Linked DNA regions of Homo sapiens: region 2 is linked to region 1. Evidence: chromatin loops called from intact Hi-C (ENCODE). Cell type or tissue: endothelial cell of umbilical vein. All regions are shown on one strand. Each heading gives the region's core, and the rest is flanking DNA. Links, peaks and the distances in the headings are about the cores only. Region 1 overlaps JMJD1C (jumonji domain containing 1C). Region 2 overlaps JMJD1C (jumonji domain containing 1C).

The links. Hi-C counts contacts between places; a loop is a spot of excess contacts. Peaks named below come from ENCODE experiments on the same cell type or tissue, not always from the same donor. Only the 100,000 strongest peaks of a DNase experiment are listed, where the experiment ranks them.
Region 2: it touches region 1 in a loop (2.9-fold over the local background); 6 of 110 quality-filtered maps call a loop at or near these places.

The regions. Positions count from the first base shown.
Region 1 is chr10:63,427,166-63,435,914 of GRCh38, forward strand. The region is part of intron 1 of JMJD1C (jumonji domain containing 1C); the gene reads right to left. JMJD1C-AS2 (JMJD1C antisense RNA 2) reads left to right here and starts at 3,410. Exons shown (of 2, transcript NR_134312.1): 1 at 3,410-3,458; 2 at 3,608-4,037. It also overlaps the pseudogene PRELID1P3. In endothelial cell of umbilical vein, for the core only: no CTCF peak of the experiment used is centred there; a DNase peak (open chromatin) is centred at 5,316; H3K27ac peaks cover 1,646 bases.
Region 2 is chr10:63,370,896-63,379,644 of GRCh38, forward strand. The region is part of intron 2 of JMJD1C (jumonji domain containing 1C); the gene reads right to left. It overlaps MIR1296 (microRNA 1296), which reads right to left and starts at 2,153; the gene lies at 2,062-2,153. In endothelial cell of umbilical vein, for the core only: no CTCF peak of the experiment used is centred there; no DNase peak of the experiment used is centred there; H3K27ac peaks cover 707 bases.

The DNA of each region.
Region 1 (8,749 bases), core at 4,204-6,703:
GGGCATGGTGCAGTGGTGACTGAGCTACGAGCCTGGCGGCGGGTGTTCGCCGAGCTCCGGTCCCCGCGTGTCTCCCAGAAGGCGGTGAACACCTGGTCCCAGGAACTCTGGAGCCCACTCCAGCCGGGACGATGGTGAAGTATTTCCTGGGCCAGGGCGTGCTCCAGAGTTCCTGGGACCAAGTGTTCACCGCCTTCTGGCATCAGTACCCAAATCCCTATAGCAAACATGTCTTGACGGAAGACACAGTACACCGGGAGGTGACTGCTGACCAGAAACTGCTGTCCCAGCAACTCCTGACCAAGACCAACAGGATGTCCCACTGGGCCAAGCAACTGTTTCCTGCCAATGTTCTTCATTCAGTGTACATCCTGGAGGACTCTATTGTGGACCCACAGAATCAGACCATGACCACCTTCACCTGGAACATCAACCATGCCCGGCTGATGGTGGTGGAGAAACAGTGTGTTTACTGTATGAACTCTAACAACAGTGGCTGGACCGAAATCCGCAGAGAAGCCTGGGTCTCCTCTAGCTTATTTGGTGTCTCCAGAAGTGTCCAGGAATTTGGTCTTGCCCAGTTCAAAAGCAACGTGACCAAGACTATGAAGGGTTTTGAATATATCTTGGCAAAGATGAAATGCAAGGCCCCTTCTAAAACACTTGTTGAGACAGCCAAGGAAGCCAAGGAGCAGGCAAAGGAGATGGCACTGGCAGCTACAGAGAAGGCAAGGACCTCACCAGCAAGGCAGCCACCTAGAAGCAGCAGCAGCAGCAGTTTGTGTGGCCAGCTCATTGCCACCACAGCATCCCAGACAGTTTGGCTTAGCCCCCTCTGTGCTGTCCACTGTACTTTATCATTAAAAATCAATTTCCAGCCCTAAAAATACACACAACACACATATATATATATTAAGACAGCTGATCAATTACTTTACCAAACATCATAGATTTTATGAAGGAATTCATATGAGAGGAGGGGACTAAAAAAACAAGTCACCTTAAAAACAGGAAAACATTTTTCTTTTCACAGTAAAGAAACTACATCAATCACTTTTTTTAAATAAAATTCTCCTTTGCAAATGTATATACTTAAGTTTGCATACTAAGAATATTCTTTGTAACTGATTTCAATTACACAGTGCCAGTAAAGAACATTTTTCTCTAACTTGCATTAATATTGACAAAAGATCAATTAACGAAATTTTACAAATTATTTCACAAAGATTACAAAAGACTCATTCATTACAAAACATTCACTACTTGAAATGTCAGAACAGTGTTCAACAGGTCAAAGAAATCAACTGAATGTTTCTGTAGTTCTGATCCTTAAAATTCCTTTCTTGATGTAGTAGGAACTAAATTTGCACAGAAGCAGGGCTTTGGAATAGATGAGAAACTTTTCAGTGACTATAAGCAGAAACATATACTGGAACAAAACCATTCTTCAGTTCAAGTTACTATTGATCGTGATTACCTCACCAGTTAGACTATGGAAACAAAACATAAAAGAAAATTAAGAACAATGAAAAAAAGAGAAAAAACAATAAGGGCAAGAAAGTAAAACTCAAAAATGCTAATTGTTCAATACCATGTATCTTAACTTTCCCTTATCCTTGACTTTTATCTAAGTATTTCTGAAATACCCATACTATTATAATAATAATACTCTTATCTAAGTCTCAGAATCTAACAAGAAAAAAATACTCGGTCAAGGTAAGCCAGGTTATGTAGCTACACAAAGAACCATAAAATCTCTGGCTTAAAATAAAATTTACTTCTTCAGGCTGTCCATTCCTTATTGACAGGTCTTTCTTTTGGTGGGGGGGAGGGGCACGGAATTTCACTCTTGTTACCCAGGCTGGAGTGCAATGGCACGATCTCAGCTTACCGTAACCTCTACCTCCCGGGTTCAAGAGAGTCTCCTGCCTCGGCCTCCCGGGTAGCTGGGATTACAAACATGCACAACCACACCTGCCTAATTTTATATTTTTAGTAGAGACAGGGTTTCTTCATGATGGCAGGCTGGTCTCAAACTCCTGACCTCAGGTGATCCACCCACCTCAGCCTCCCAAAGTGCTGGGATTACAGGCATGAGCTACCGAGCCCAGCCTGACAGGTCTTTTTTAACTCAGGGGGAATAGCACCTCAAAATGTTGCCTCAGGATCTGAGAACGGAAGAAGAAAAAAAAAAGACAGCTTTGAAGATCTCATACTGGAACTTAAATACTGCAGCAATATTAGGATGCACAATTTCCTTTCAAACATCTGTTTTTCTCACAACTCATTTATTGGCCAGAATTAGTCACAGCCCCTAACATGAAGGATGAGAACAAAAACTATTTGGCAAACAGCATTAATGACCAACACAGATGCATAAAACGAGTTGCTTTGATACAATGTTACATAGGCTTTGAGATTCAAGGCAAAATTTAAAGTAGCCTGCAGGGAAAATGTTGTGAGCAAAGGTTTTCCTATTCTAAAACATTTGCCAGTTGAGAAAGCAGCACCTTGGCATCTCAAACAAGTATGAATACTCAGCACAATCAAAATAAAAAACCAAAGCAAAAAGAAGAATCATCACTATGCCTCTTATTATAGCACTATATTACTACAAATAAGAAGGTTTATGATTTTAGTATCTCTAACTGAATGCTCCAACAGCATTTAAATTCACCCACTCAATTTCCTCTCAAGACACCATCCATATATATTCAACAAACCTATTCAGAGTTCCTACTGTGAGCTACTTGCTATCCTAGTAATTGTAAACAGGGAAGTAAGCTCTTATCTAAGGACTAAAAACTCTATCCCATTTCTAAATATCCAGATTCAATATTAAGAATAAAAAAATCATGTTTATTTATGCACAACTATTTCTAAAGCCACTTTTTAAAAAAGTTGGTATGGTTCCAAGACAACTCAATGGGGGAAAGAAGAGTCTCTTAAATAGTACTGGGACAACTGGGTTTCCATATACAAAAAATAAAGTTGGGAAATTACTTCACACCATATACAAAACTAACTCAAAACAAATCAGAGACCAATATGTAAGACCCATAACTATCAAACTCTTAGAAGAAAACATATAAGAATATCTTTGTGACATTGAGTTGGGCAATGGTTTCTTAGATGTGACACCAAAAGCACAAGTAACAAAAGAAAACATAAATTGGGCTTCATCAAAATCAAGAGTGAAAAGACAAGCTAAAGAATAGAAGAAAATATTTGCAAATCATTATCTGATAAGGAAGTTGTCTTAACAACATGCTACAACATGAATAAATCTTGAGAGCATTAAGTGAAAGAAAGCTAGATGCAAAAGGGCACAGATTATATGATTTCATTTATATGGAATGTTCACAACAGACATTTCCATAGAGACAAGAGAGTAGATAAGCGGTTGCCAAAGGGCTGGAAGTGGCAGGAAGAGGAACACAAGTGACTGCTAACGGATAGTGAGTTTCTTTTGGGGGTATACTAAAATTAGATAGGGGTCATGGTTGCACAACTCTGTGGTATACTACAAATCAATGAATTTTATAAGGTTTAATTTTATGCTATGTAAATTATATCTCAATAAAACTATCTAATTTATTTATTTTAGAGACAAGAGCTCACTCACTGGAGAGCAGTGGCATGATCACAGGTCACCGCATCCTGGAATTCCTGGGCTCATGAGATCCTCGCACCTCAGCTTCCCGAGTAGCTGGGACTACAAGGTGTTTAACACCATACCGGCTAATTTTTGTTTTGTTTTGTTTCGTTCGATGAAGACGAACTCCTGGGTTCATGCAATCCTCCCACCTCGCTTCCCAAAGTGTTAGGAGTATAGACGTGATCCACTGACTCTGGCAAAACTATTTTTTTAAAAAAGTGACAATGGCTTAACACCTACATTAGATGACAATAAAACCAGTGCAGATGGTCATGAAAAGCAAACAAATTCAGGGATTATAGACTTTATAACCAAGTATATCTACTGGTCTGTGAAAGGAGGAAATGACAGAGTATGAACAATAAAATACTATAACATATATTGACTTACAAACATTAATCACTTCTGCTTTCAAAACATTTGGAGGGCAACCATCTCATTCAAAAAGACCAACTTAATTATTGAGGAAGTTAAGAGAATAAAAGCTAAGGGAAAAAATAAGATTAATGTACAGAAATATGTAAGAATGACATATTGTAGTTTTATGCTTTCAGAAGAGGCACAGTTATGGAAAATGAGGCCAACCTATGGGTATAACAGAAGGCTCCTAAAGTATGGTGGTTTCTGAGGTAGGGACTTCAAGTTGTAAATACAGTATCCATCTACTCCTGCTTTCTTACCAAAAGAACACTGATTTTGCTAGGTGCAATAATGGACTATCCTAAAATTTTTAAGGTTCTGGAAGACAGAGACGATAATATGACGTAATTCTGGTAAATAAGATGTAATATTTGAGATGACTTGGGGTGAGTTTTAGAAAGCTCCTTGACTAGGGGCAAACTAAGGTGATATTGTAACTCAGGGTCCCCAGGTTTTGGGGTATGCACTGTGAAAAAGTACTCACTTGCGGCCGGGCGCAGTGGCGCACGCCTGTAATCCCAGCACTTTGGGAGGCCGAGGCGGGCGGATCACGAGGTCCAGAGATAGAGACCACCCTGGCCAACAAGGTGAAACCCCATCTCTACTAAAAGTACAAAAATTAGCTGGGCATGGTGGTGCATGCCTGTAGTCCCAACTAATCGGGAGGCTGAGGCAGGACAATCGCTTGAACCCAGGGGACAGGGGTTGCGGTGAGCCAAGATGGCGTCACTGCACTCCAGCCTGGCGACAGAGCAAGACTCCGTCTGAAAAGAAAAAGAAAAAGAAAACTCACTTTTGTAACTGTTGCGCCTTGAGTTCTTGTTGTTTCAAGAAGTTCCAGAAAGAAGCTCAGCCCAGTGGTTGGGTCCAGAGATGACTAAACTGGAGATGAACTTCTGGCAAACTCTCCTCACTACCATACTAAAATCCCCACCCAGGAAGTAGTTTATGTGCCATTTTCTATACATCTGATGTATGTAAAAGCATGATAAATGTGCCTGCACTGCCTTTATTCCACCTCTAATACAATGACTCAGCTAACTAGCCCGGGTGTTCACCTTTGTTTGGGGAGGCACTGCCTTTGGGACTATCCCTAGTGTCCTCCTTACTTGGTGCAAGTAATAAAATCCCCCTGTGAAATCATACTTGGTTGTGGTCACTGGACTTGTCATCCACCAAGCAAATGAACCCACCCATTGTGTGTGTGTGACACTATGAGCCTTCTTGCCCTTTTCTGCTTCCTCCTCCTTCCTGCCTGGAGCTGAACTAAGGAAGACAACAACAGTATCAGCTATATTGTAACTGACCATGAGGAAAAGACCAAGAGAACAACAGCCCAGTCTTCAACAGCCCTGGCATCCTTAAATGATCACATCAACTCTGGAATGTCTACTTCTGGACTTAGAAGGAAAACCTTATCTATTTTGTTTAACCACTGTTAATTGGCATTGAGGAAAAAATACCATGAGACAAAAACTTGAAAAGATCAGATACAAGTTCATAATAAAAACACAGAGACCTAGAACAGCCATAAGAAGCATACAACATTGTTGATGTTTATTTTACAGAACTTTTAGATTACACCTAAAAACAGAAATTCACCGACTGAATACCTAAGATGATGATCACAATGCTATGAACATTTCTTAATCTTTCATGACAATTCTAAGACTAACTGAATGATTTCCTTACACAGGAGATCTCAGTAAAGAAAAGGTGATGCTTTCATTAACTGTCCTGAGTTCTTCTCTTCACTGTCAACCTACCATAGGTTATAAACACAAAATAAAAATAATCTGTTTTCCTATATACATGGATCTCAAACAAGGGATTTATTTATTTTATTATTATCATTTTTTTTTTTTGAGACAGAGTTTTGCTCTTGTTGCCCAGGCTGGAGTGCAATGCCGCGATCTGGGCTCACCACAACCTCTGCCTCCCGACCCCAGTTCAAGCGATTCTCCTGCCTCAGCCTCCCGAGTAGCTGGGATTACAGGAAAGCGCTACCATGCCCGGCTAATTCTGTATTTTTAGTAGAGATGGTGTTTCTTCATGTTGGTCAGGCTGGTCTCGAACTCCTAACCTCAGGTGATCCGCTCGCCTTGGCCTCCCAAAGTGCTGGGATTACAGGCTTGTGCCACCGCGCCCGGCCTAAGGGAGTTATTTATTTATTTAGATACTGAGAATTTAAAAAATAGCAGCAATGGCTTAACTGTAACATCAGGAATAACTCATAATTCAATTACGTCATTCACAAACCATGATGATAATATTCATATCTCCTCAATGACAATTTTCAAACTCTACTGGGCAAGAAACAATGTACTCTTTTCTTTTCTTTTCTTTTTTTTTTTTTTTTTGAGACAGGGTCTCGCTTTGATGCTGAGGCTGGAGTGCAAGGGTGAGATCATGGCTCACTGCAGTTTCGACCTCTGGCACTCAAGTGATCCTCCCACCTCAGCCTCCCAAGTAGCTGATACTACACACGTGTACCACCACATGCAGTTAATTATTTTTTGTACATATGGGGTCCCACTATGTTACCCAGGCTGATCTTGAACTCTTGGCCTCAAGCAATCCTCCCACCTCAGTCTCCCAAAGTGCTGGGATTACGGGTCTGAGTCACTGTACCTGGCCCATACGATATAAATTGAGTTCCAAAAAAAAAAAAAAGGGAAAATTAAGCTAACAATTTAGAGAGGGTATGCTGTGACTAAACTAGGAATCATTTCAGTTACAGCTAAATGCTGAAATGCAAACAAAATATTACAGTATAAACGTATCAAGAGAAATCCCAAATCCAGTTTTTATGTTTAATGTCCCAAAATCTAAATTGTCATATAAACCAACAAAACACTTCTACAAGCCAGTATTTTGCAGCTTTGGGGCTAACATCTATTGGGTACCCAACATGTACATTTTATTTAAATTTTAATAACAAAAAGCTAAAATTTAATAAGCAGACTTCTGTTTTCAGTGAGATGAATTAGCAGAGTTGGCATTTATGTTTCTGCCTGAAACAACAAAAAACCTGGAAAAACAGATGAAACAATTAAGATGCAACATACGTTACAAACGGCAATGGACTAGGTTATGGGAAACAAATTATGTAAGCTTTCTGATCACACCAGTTTAACTGACTGAAGTTTCCAAACTATCCTGCAAAGAAGGGGGAAATCACATGGGATTCAGGAGCCTTTGTAAGTCAAGGAGATAAGGCTAGAAAGAAGTCCAGGGAGGCTAAGACTCTGGAGTTCTCAGGACACAATACTAGAGAGGAATAAGCTACCGAGAGAGGAAGATTTCCAGAGGAGGTTCTCTCTAAGCAATGAGATAAAGATTGACCAACCTGGGCCAGGCACAGTGGCTCACGCAGTAAACCCTAGCACTTTGGGAGGCCAAGGCGGGAAGGATCACTTGAGCCCAGGAGTTCAAGATCAGCCTGGGCAACAAAGTCAGAGCGCATCTATTAAGAAAAACAAACAAAAAAAAAAGATTGACCAAGCCTATGTGCTTTTAAGAAGCTACACAAAGGTGGATGAAACAAACTGAAAGAATGAGAGAGTGAAATTCTCTAAGTTCACCTGAGTTTGGAATAGTTCCTGTTCCCAACAGTTGGAGTGATTAACTTCGTAATTTACAGGGCACTGAAAAAACTCACAAAGATTTGTAATGGACAAAAAAATTGCCCTAGAATAATATCTGCTGTAAAATGCCCTCCTCACAACACTTCCTCATACCAATAGCATATCTTTAGAACACCAATTAAAATCTCACATTGTCTGCGAAATAGCCTACACAAAAATGTTGTCTCTACTGAACAATGCGCTCAAGTATTTGCATTTGGAATAAATCATTTCCTGACCTGTAATCTTCTCATATAAATCACCTTTTATCATTCAGCTGAGATTATAACTTGCACTCCTTTACTACAACAGTGCCTTACAGATCAATTTGCTGTTTTCTGTATACATGCCAGTCCAGGATGTAACACACTGCTATTTTAGTGAGGTTCACTTTCACTCCACAAACAAAATCTCCTGCTTGAACAATTTCTAGCTTTGGCTTATTTTTTCCAGAAAAGAAACAGTTGTACTTTTAACAGGCTGAATAATTGAAAAGTGGGAGGGAATGACTGAATAAATCAAATAAGTAGAACAGAGACAAAACTAATATTTAATTTGGAAAGATTATAGTAAACACAGATTGTAACAGCAAATAGTCCAAGAAATGGAAAATGAAAAACTTGGAAAAGAAATTTCTAATTTCTGAGGATTAATATGTATTTCTGAGTTTTAGAATATTCTACCGGCTCACAGTGTCCCACATAGTGACTCCTGAATTCCAGTTGAAAATGACTTAAGAGGGTGACAATGCCGGGCGCAGTGGCTTACATCTGTAATCCCAGCACTTTGGGAGGCTGAGGCGCGTGGACTGGCTGAGGTCAGGAGTTCGACACGAATCTGGCCAACATGGTAAAACACCATCTCTATTAAAAGTACAAAAATTAGCTGGCATGGTGGCATGCGCCTATAATCCCAGCTACGCAGGAGGCTGAGATATGAGAACTGCTAGAACCCAGGAGGCAGAAGTTGCAGTGAGCCAAGATCGCACCACTGCACTCCAACCTGGGAAACAGAGCAAGACGCTGTCTCAAACAAACAAACTAAA
Region 2 (8,749 bases), core at 2,669-5,168, 58 kb before region 1:
ATAGTTGTTTTTTAGGGAAAAGACAATTTTGGTCAGGCAAAATTCTGCCATAATATAAAATAATGATCTCCATTACTTTATAATATATATATTTTCCGTTGAGACAGGGTCTTGCTCCATTGCCCAGGCTGGAGTGCAATGGCATAATCATAGCTCACCATAGCCTTGTACTCCTGGAGTCAAGCAATCCTCCCACCTCAACCTCCTGAGTAGCTGGGACTACAAGGCTTGCGCCACTACAATAGGCTAATTTTTTTTTTTTTTTGGTAGGGATGAGGGTATAGCTATGCTGCCCTGGCTGGTCTTGAACTCCTGGACTCAAGCAATTCTCCCGCCTCAACCTCCCAAAGTGCTGGGATTATAGGCATGAGCCACTGTCCCTGGTCTATAAGACTTTTTAAATACATAATTCTAGTGCTGATGTAATTAATTTTTTTTACTTAAATTTTCTCTACATTTTCCTAAAGTATGTACAATTATCACTTTTAAAGCTGCATAATATGCCAAAATATTAATTTAACAGCATTCACAAATTGTTGAACATCAAGGTTGTTCCATTTTTCTTTTCCTCTTTAATAAGACTGCAATAAACATCTTTCTTCTAATAACATTAAACCTTTCATTTTTTTAATCTGCAGCTCCCACCACAGTGTCTAATTCGTATGAGGTACGTGACAAACATTAGCTAAACTGAATACACTTTTTAAAAACTGTTTTTCAAGCATCGTTTCCTAAGACTAGAATTAATGAATCAAAGAGTATGAACTTCTTATGGTTCTTATAACATAATACTTTCCAAAAGAATAATGTCATTTTATAATCCACAAGATATGAGTGTGTGAACTCGTTCATTGCAATACATGCCAGTATTAGAGTTTATCATTTAAAAAGCTTAATATTTTATTATGTATAATTTGATCTCTTAAAGTGCTTTACCTTGTAGAGAAATAACAATCCTGAAGTTATATTGTCATTACTTCCATTTCATTATTTAACAAAGTACAAAAAGACATGCAACTGTTTATTCTAATTGTGGAAATTCAATTATAAATATGTAAAAACTCTTTAAATGAACATACTCCAAAGTTTATTTCTGACTTGGAAGGTGGCATATTTTCACATTTTAGTAAAATTTGCTTGAGGCCATAATCTAAACCAACTTTGATAACTGCTGGATATAAAGGTAATCTTGTCCCAAAGAGCAGTGAACTCTATTCTCCTTTGAGGGGGTTTCTTTTGGAACAGATAGTAAGTAAAAAGCACTCTAAGAGAATATTTTAAAATAAATAAATTGCTAAGAGTTTACGTGTTTATGATGTCATCACAATTCCTGGTTGAACCAGAATTGCCTATCTATGAAGGAAAAGCTACATTGAGAAAAAGTAGTCTGAGTTTCCTAAAACTCAATTCAGAAATTCAAGTAAATTATCAAAGATTTGAATATTTAAGTCAATTGTGAGGACTTCTGTTTCTTCCTTTAACATCTTTAAAATAACGCATTTCAGGTAATTTTACATTTTTCCCCTTGGTGATTTCAGGAATCAAATTTGTACCTGATGAGAATTGGCATTATAAGCTTTTTAGTATTTTTTATTATATATTGACATGTTTAAAATTGGTAACTCACAGTTTTACCACAATTGGGTGATTCTGCTTTCCTGTCCTTTGATATTATCATATGTTAATAGTCAGAAAACTTGTGATAACTCCCAGTAGGGTTCTTTTTCACTAGCTGGGTTGCAGCACATTCATCACTTTAAAATAAGAATTTACTTTCTGAGATGGGTAAAGCACTGTGCTAGACTCCAAGGAACCATACATAGATGACTAAGACATGACTCCTGTCCTCAAAGAACTTACAATCTATTAAGGGAAGACAGACATGCAAACAAATAGGTATAATACAAAGCAGAATGTGCTGATTGTTAAAACAGAGGTACAAAACAAAGTTCTATAGGAGCACAGGATGGTTATATAGGAGCACTGGTTGGGGTGATCTGGAAGGCTGGGCCAGCGGAAAAGTAGTAGAAAACTCTGCCCCTTAGAAAACACAGCAGTGTTACAGCCCACCTGGGTTAGGGTCGAAGCCCCACTCCCCACAGAAGGTTTTCCTAAAGGAGATGGAGCCAGGGCCCTAACCCAGTTAGGTAGGTGATTCGTTGATTTCAATTATGAATGCCAACACTTTCTTTCCCTGGTGCCGATAAATGTGCTTTCACAAGTATTTTACTTTATTAAAAAGTAAATAAAATTTAACAATCTATTAAGTAACTTACATGAAGACGCAAGTTACCTCAGCCTACAGCATTAGAATGGCCTCAAGTGGTACTCTGATTGTACAGGACCAAGCAAAAAAAGACACCACTTCAGCATCTTACATGTGGTGCTCCCATAAATGTTTTGCTACTGATATCCTAGAAAGAAAGAGGAACCAGACAATTCCAGAGAAGGAGCCTGGGTATTATACTATTCATATTTTGCTGAAGATGCAATTATGTTAAGTTTTAAAAAATATACTTTAAAATATGTTAATGAGACAACAGGATTTGTTTTTGTCTTGTCATGATCTCAAGAAACAGCAGGTACACTGCCAGTTTCCACTAATTTCTAGGTATAAGAGGTAGACAAGATAACGTAACTGATATGTAATATTAAACAAGTACCACACGAGGAGTGAAACAACTAGAAAGAAGATAATAAATACAAACATGTTTAAATACAAAAGAACATAAAGCAAGTATCATGTGCACAGAAATAGAAACATTAAATTTGTAGAAAATTAAAGACAAAGTATTAGTTTCTACTGTTTCATTCTATTGCCATCTCATATACAGATCCCTCAAATTTCTCAAATCTGTAGATATAGTATTTCATTACGCTGTAGGAATTTTAAAACGCTTAACTTTATAATTGCTGTTTATAGACATCCTTAAAGAAGCCAAATTTTAATGAACAAAAAAGGAAACAATAAAATCTCAGTCATATCAACTGTATATAAATGTTTGCAAAATGCTTATGAAACTTAAATTGACTATTTTCTTAATTATTACAAACAAGCATTCTCACTTCACTTGTTTATTAATTTTTACAATCTCCTAAAACAAAAGAAAAAAGGAAGGAAGGCAAGCACACATAACCTGACTACTGGAATTAATGACAATATCCCATTGCATAGACTTTAAAATAAACATACAATTCAAAAAGACTTACTATCAAACAACTGGCTAAGCAAACTATGAAATATGACAAAAAGGTTATAATATCTGTAATAATATAAAGAAAGCTCATAACAAATATAAAAAACTCAAAACCCTAATAAGTACTAAATAACAATTCACTAAAAATACAAGTTGCTCATAAACATGAAAAAAATTCACCCTATTAAAGGAATGCAAATTGAAACAACGAAATATTATTTTCAAATATCCAATTAGCAGAGAAAGAGTAACATTCAATGCTGCATCCCCTTAGGATGTAAAACTCCTCCTGTTTTGGCCAAATATTTGTGTTTTAAAACAAGATAAACTGCAAATAAATAATTAATGCTTACAAGGGTGTGATGAGTGAGATAAAAACACCCCAACACTGACTGAGGACAATGGCAGTCAGTACAACCTTTACACAATTTGTGAAGAGTGTCAGGAGATAGATTTTTGTGGCTTTCAAGTTCATACCCTGTGATTATTAATTCTACTACTATGAATATACATTTTAAAAAATCAGAGATGCAGACAAAGGCTTGCAATGGTATTTATCCCAGTTGCTTATAATGCTCCCTAGAACTGGAAACTACAATGTCAAACATTAAGGAAATGGGTCATTATAAGATTAAATATTATGCAGCCATTAAAAATGATCCTAAATTACTACTCATGAAGAGAAATGTAGAGGATAGATGTTAGGCAAAAAAGCAGGATCTACAATTTTAATGCAGTGTTAGCTAAAACTATGTTTAAAAGAAGGCAGAGATTTTGTACTTGCTAATTTGCCAAATTCATTTATTAGTTCCAGTAGGCTTTGTTGTGAAGTCTTTATGGTTTTCTAAGTATAAGATTATATCATCTGTGAACAGACACAATTTTACTTCTTTCTTTCCAATTTAAATGCTATTTGTCTTTTTCTGGTCTAATTTCTGGACTATAACTTCAAATACTATGTTGAGTGGACATGGCAAAAGCAGGGATCCCTTGTCTTATTCTTGATCTTAGAGGAAAAGCTTTCAGTCTTTCACCATTGACTAGGATATTACCTAAGCAACAGGATATGAAATCAACACATAAAAATTGGCTTTTTTTTTTTTTTTTTTTTTGAGGCAAGGTCTTGGTTTGTCACCCAGGCTGGAGTGCCCTGGTGCAATCATAGCTCACTGCAGCCTTGAATTTCTGGGCTCAAGGGATCCTCCCACCTCAGCTTCCCAAGTAGCTAGGACTACAGGCTCACGCTGACTAGTTTCTATATAACAATAATGAATAATTTGAAAATGAAATTAACAAATAATTCCATTTGCAAGAGCATCAAAAAAGAATAAATTACCTAGAAGATGAAATAAACAAAACTACAAAACATAACTGAGCAAAATTAAAGAAAACATAAGTAAAAAGACACCCCTGTTCAAAGACTAGAAGACTTAATATTTACACGTGTGTGTGTGTGTGTGTGTGTGTGTAGTTTTAGAGACAGGGTCTCACTCTGTCACCCAGGCTTGAGTGCAATGACACAATCATGGCTCACTGCAGCCATGAACTCCTGGGCTTATGCAATCCTTCAGACTTAGCCTCTCAAGTAGCTGAGACTATAGGCGTGAGCCACCACACTCGGCTTATTTTATTTTATTTTTTTTGCAGAGAAGGGGGCTCGCTGCATTGTTCAGCCTGGTGTTGAGCTCCTGGCCTCAAGCAATCCTCTCGCCTTAGCCTCCCAAAGAGCTGGGATACAGCACCCAGCCCTTAATATTAAGATGTCTACCACCCAGATCCATCTACAGATTCAATTCAATCCCTATCAAAATCCAAGTGACCTTTTTCTGGAGAAAAAGAAAAATCTCTCCTGAAATTCATACAGAATCTCAAGGGACCCTGAATAACCAAAACTATCCTGAGAAAGAAGAAAGTTGACGGAAAAACATTTCCTGATTTCACAATGTACTACAAAGCAACAGTAATCAAAACAGTGAGCTGGTATCAGCATAAGAACATACAGACCAATGGAATGGAATAGAAAGCCCAGAAACAAACCCTTGCATATACAGTCAAAATATTTTCTGTAACAGTGTCAAGACCATTCACTGGGGCAAAGGCAGTCTTTCCAACAAATGGTGCTGGAAAAAGTGGACATCTACACGTAAAAAAAAGCTGGACCCTTACATGATATTCCAAACTTAAAATCAATTAATTCACCAAAATTTGTGATCTAAAACTATACAACTTTTAGAAGAAAACATAAGGGGAAAAGCTTCATGACATGGATTTGGCAATTTTTTTTTAATACAACAACAAAGGCATAAGCAACAAGCGGAAACAGACAAGTTGGGCTTCATCAAAATTTAAAACTTTTGTGCAGCACGGGCCACTGCTAACACAGTAAAAAGGCAACCTGTAAAATGAAAGAAAATGTTACCAAATCATGTATCTAAAAGGGGATTAATATCAAGAATACATAGAGAAATCCTAAAACTTAACACCAAAAAAAACAAATGATCCAATTCAAAAACAGGCAAAGAACTTTATGAATAGATATTTCTCAAAAGACATACAAATGGCCAAGAAGCACATGAAAAGATGCTCAACATCACATTAAGCATTAGAAAAATATAAAACAAAACCACAATGACATGCCATTTCACACCTACTGAGAAAGTAAATACCAAAAAAATGAAAGTAAATGTTGGTGAGGATGTAAAGAAACTGGAACCCTTACACAATGCTGGTGGAAATGAAAAATGGTGCAGCCACTTGGAAAACAGTATGAAAGTGCCTCAAAAAATTAAAAATGCAATTACCATCTGATCCAGCAATTCTACTCCTGGGTATATACCCAAATAGTTGAACACAGAGGCTTGGGCAGATATTTATACAGCCATGTTCATACCAGTATTATTCCCTATAGCCAAAAGCTGGAAGTGACACAACTGTCCATTAATGGGCAAATGGATGAAAAGAACGTGGTGTATAAACACAATGGAATGTTATTTTGCAATAAAAAGGAAGAAAATTGTGACACATGGTTTAACATGCATGAACCCTGAAGACATTGTCAGTGAAATGAGCCCGTTACAAAAGGACAAATACTGTATAATTACATTCATATGAGATACTCAGAGACCGAAAGTAGAATGGTGGGCCAGGAAGACGGGGGAATAAGGAACTGCTCTTTAATGAGTACAGTTTCAGTTTTGCAAGACAGAAAATGTTCTGTGTTTGGATGACAATAGTGGTAACACACAACACGAATGTACTTACTACCAATGACCCGTGTACTCAAAAACAGTTAAAATGGCAAATTTTATGTTAAGTACATTTTACCACAATTAAAAATTTTTATTAAAAAATTTAGCAGAGGGCCGGGCATGGTGACTCATGCCTGTAATCCCAGCACTTTGGGAGGCTGAGGCAGGCAGATCACAAGGTCATGAGTTCAAGACCTGCCTGGCCAATATGTTGAAAAACCCTGTCTCTACTAAAAATATGAAAATTAGCCGGGCATGATGGCAGGCACCTGTAGTCCCAGCTACTCGAGAGGCTGAGGCAGGAGAATTGCTTGAACCCGGGAGGCAGAGGTTGCAGTGAGACGAGATTGCACCACTGCACTCCAGCCTGGGCGACAGAGCAAGACTCCGTCTCAAAAAAAAAAATTTAGCTAGGCATAGTGGCACACATCTGTAGTCCTAGCTACTGGGGAGGCCAAGGTGGGAGGATCTTTTTTGAGCCCAGGAGTTCAAGGCTGCAGTGAGCTGTGATCACACCACTGCACTCCAGCCTGTGTGGAAAAGTGAGATCTTGTCTAAATAAATAAAATAAATAGTATGGCAAAAAAAAAAAAGGAACCAGAGCAATATGTTTCATAAGAAAATATATCAAAAATTATATATATTAGTATATATATAATATATATGAGTTATCTCTTAGTAATAGGACTAAAAAGATAATCCTCTATTACTTTCATACCACAGTGTTTTCCAAATTTTTCATCACTTTTTCTTTTGTATATGATAAAGTTAAAAAGAAAAGGTTGGTGATTGTTTAAGTAGGCCTAATTTCAAGGCTAAGAGGTTTTCAACAGAAACAACTTTGTAAAATTATGACAAAATTATCATTAAACAGTATTTTCCAATAAAAATTCTCTCTAAAATCAGTATTTTATGAATACAACAGAAATTCATCTCAATCTTAATTGCCTTTAAGAAAGGGCAAAAATTGGCTGGGCACGGTGGCTCAGACCTGTAATCCCAGCACTTTGGAGGGCCGAGGCGGGTGGATCACGAGGTCAGGAGATCGAGACCATCCTGGCTAACACGGTGAAACCCAGTCTCTACTGAAAATACAAAAAAATTAACCGGGCGTGGTGGCAGGCGCCTGTAGTCCCAGCTACTCCGGAGGCTGAGGCAGGAGAACTGCGTGAACCCGGGAGGCAGAGCTTGCAGTGAGCCGAGATCATGCCACTGCACTCCAGCCTGGGCAACAGAGTGAGACTCCATCTCAAAAAAACAAAAAGGCAAAGATTTTTCTAAAGCTTTATTAATTTTTTAACTCTGATACTGATGTATAGTTTTTCATATTATTGATGCTACTGCTTCGTGCTTTTGAGAATTCTCATATAAAATTCACCTATACATCTAATTATTCATAATTTCTCATAAATTGTATCCAGTTTTTGGGTTAAGGTCTATAAAATTAAAATCATGCTTTTGGGTTAAGGTCTATAAAAGTTTAAAATGGTTTAAACTTTTTATATGAACAATTCAACATACTCATTAAATATTTTTTAAAACCTACTATGGATAAAATTATCTTCTTTAGTTTGCTATGCAAAATTTTCTATTGAAACTGCAGGTCACAGACAGATATTATTTTCATCTTTCAATATTATATTTTGTTTTTAAAAATGCCACTGATTCCATTCACTCTCTTCCCTCCCTTCCTATCCTGTCTTTTTATTCATATCTCCACTGACTTCTTAAAAAAGAATAATCAAATAAACAGATCTATTAAATTTCTATTCTATACAGAAAAGCATCAGGATTAACTAAAATAGAAAATTTATATGCATTAAAATTATTAGCAAGCAGAAGCTATCCTTGTAATTAGTTAATTTGCAGGCTTAAAAAATTGAAAGGAACTACCCTAACTCATTAGTTATATCAAATACCTGCAATAATGTTTCAGCAGCTTTTAATATATTTCTTTGATAGTAACATAAGAAGAAAACTTTACAAATATTGCAAATTTGTTATATGCTAGATGTTTTGCCAGAAAACAGCAATAACAATAGTTAAATGAATGTGGCTCTTTTCCTAATACAATTTAATGACCTTGTTTACTTCCTGTTTCTTTTCTTAAATAAAACTCTTCAAAGTACCAGAGAATTTACTGAAAATTATTATATTTTCTTAAATGAAACATGTCCTGATAAGTAATTTAATCCATTACCTGAATAATTACACATTAAACATCTATCACCCACAATGATTTACTGATTAACAAACCAAGAAGAATTACTCGTTATTAAATGTTTTAATACAAAGTATGTTCCA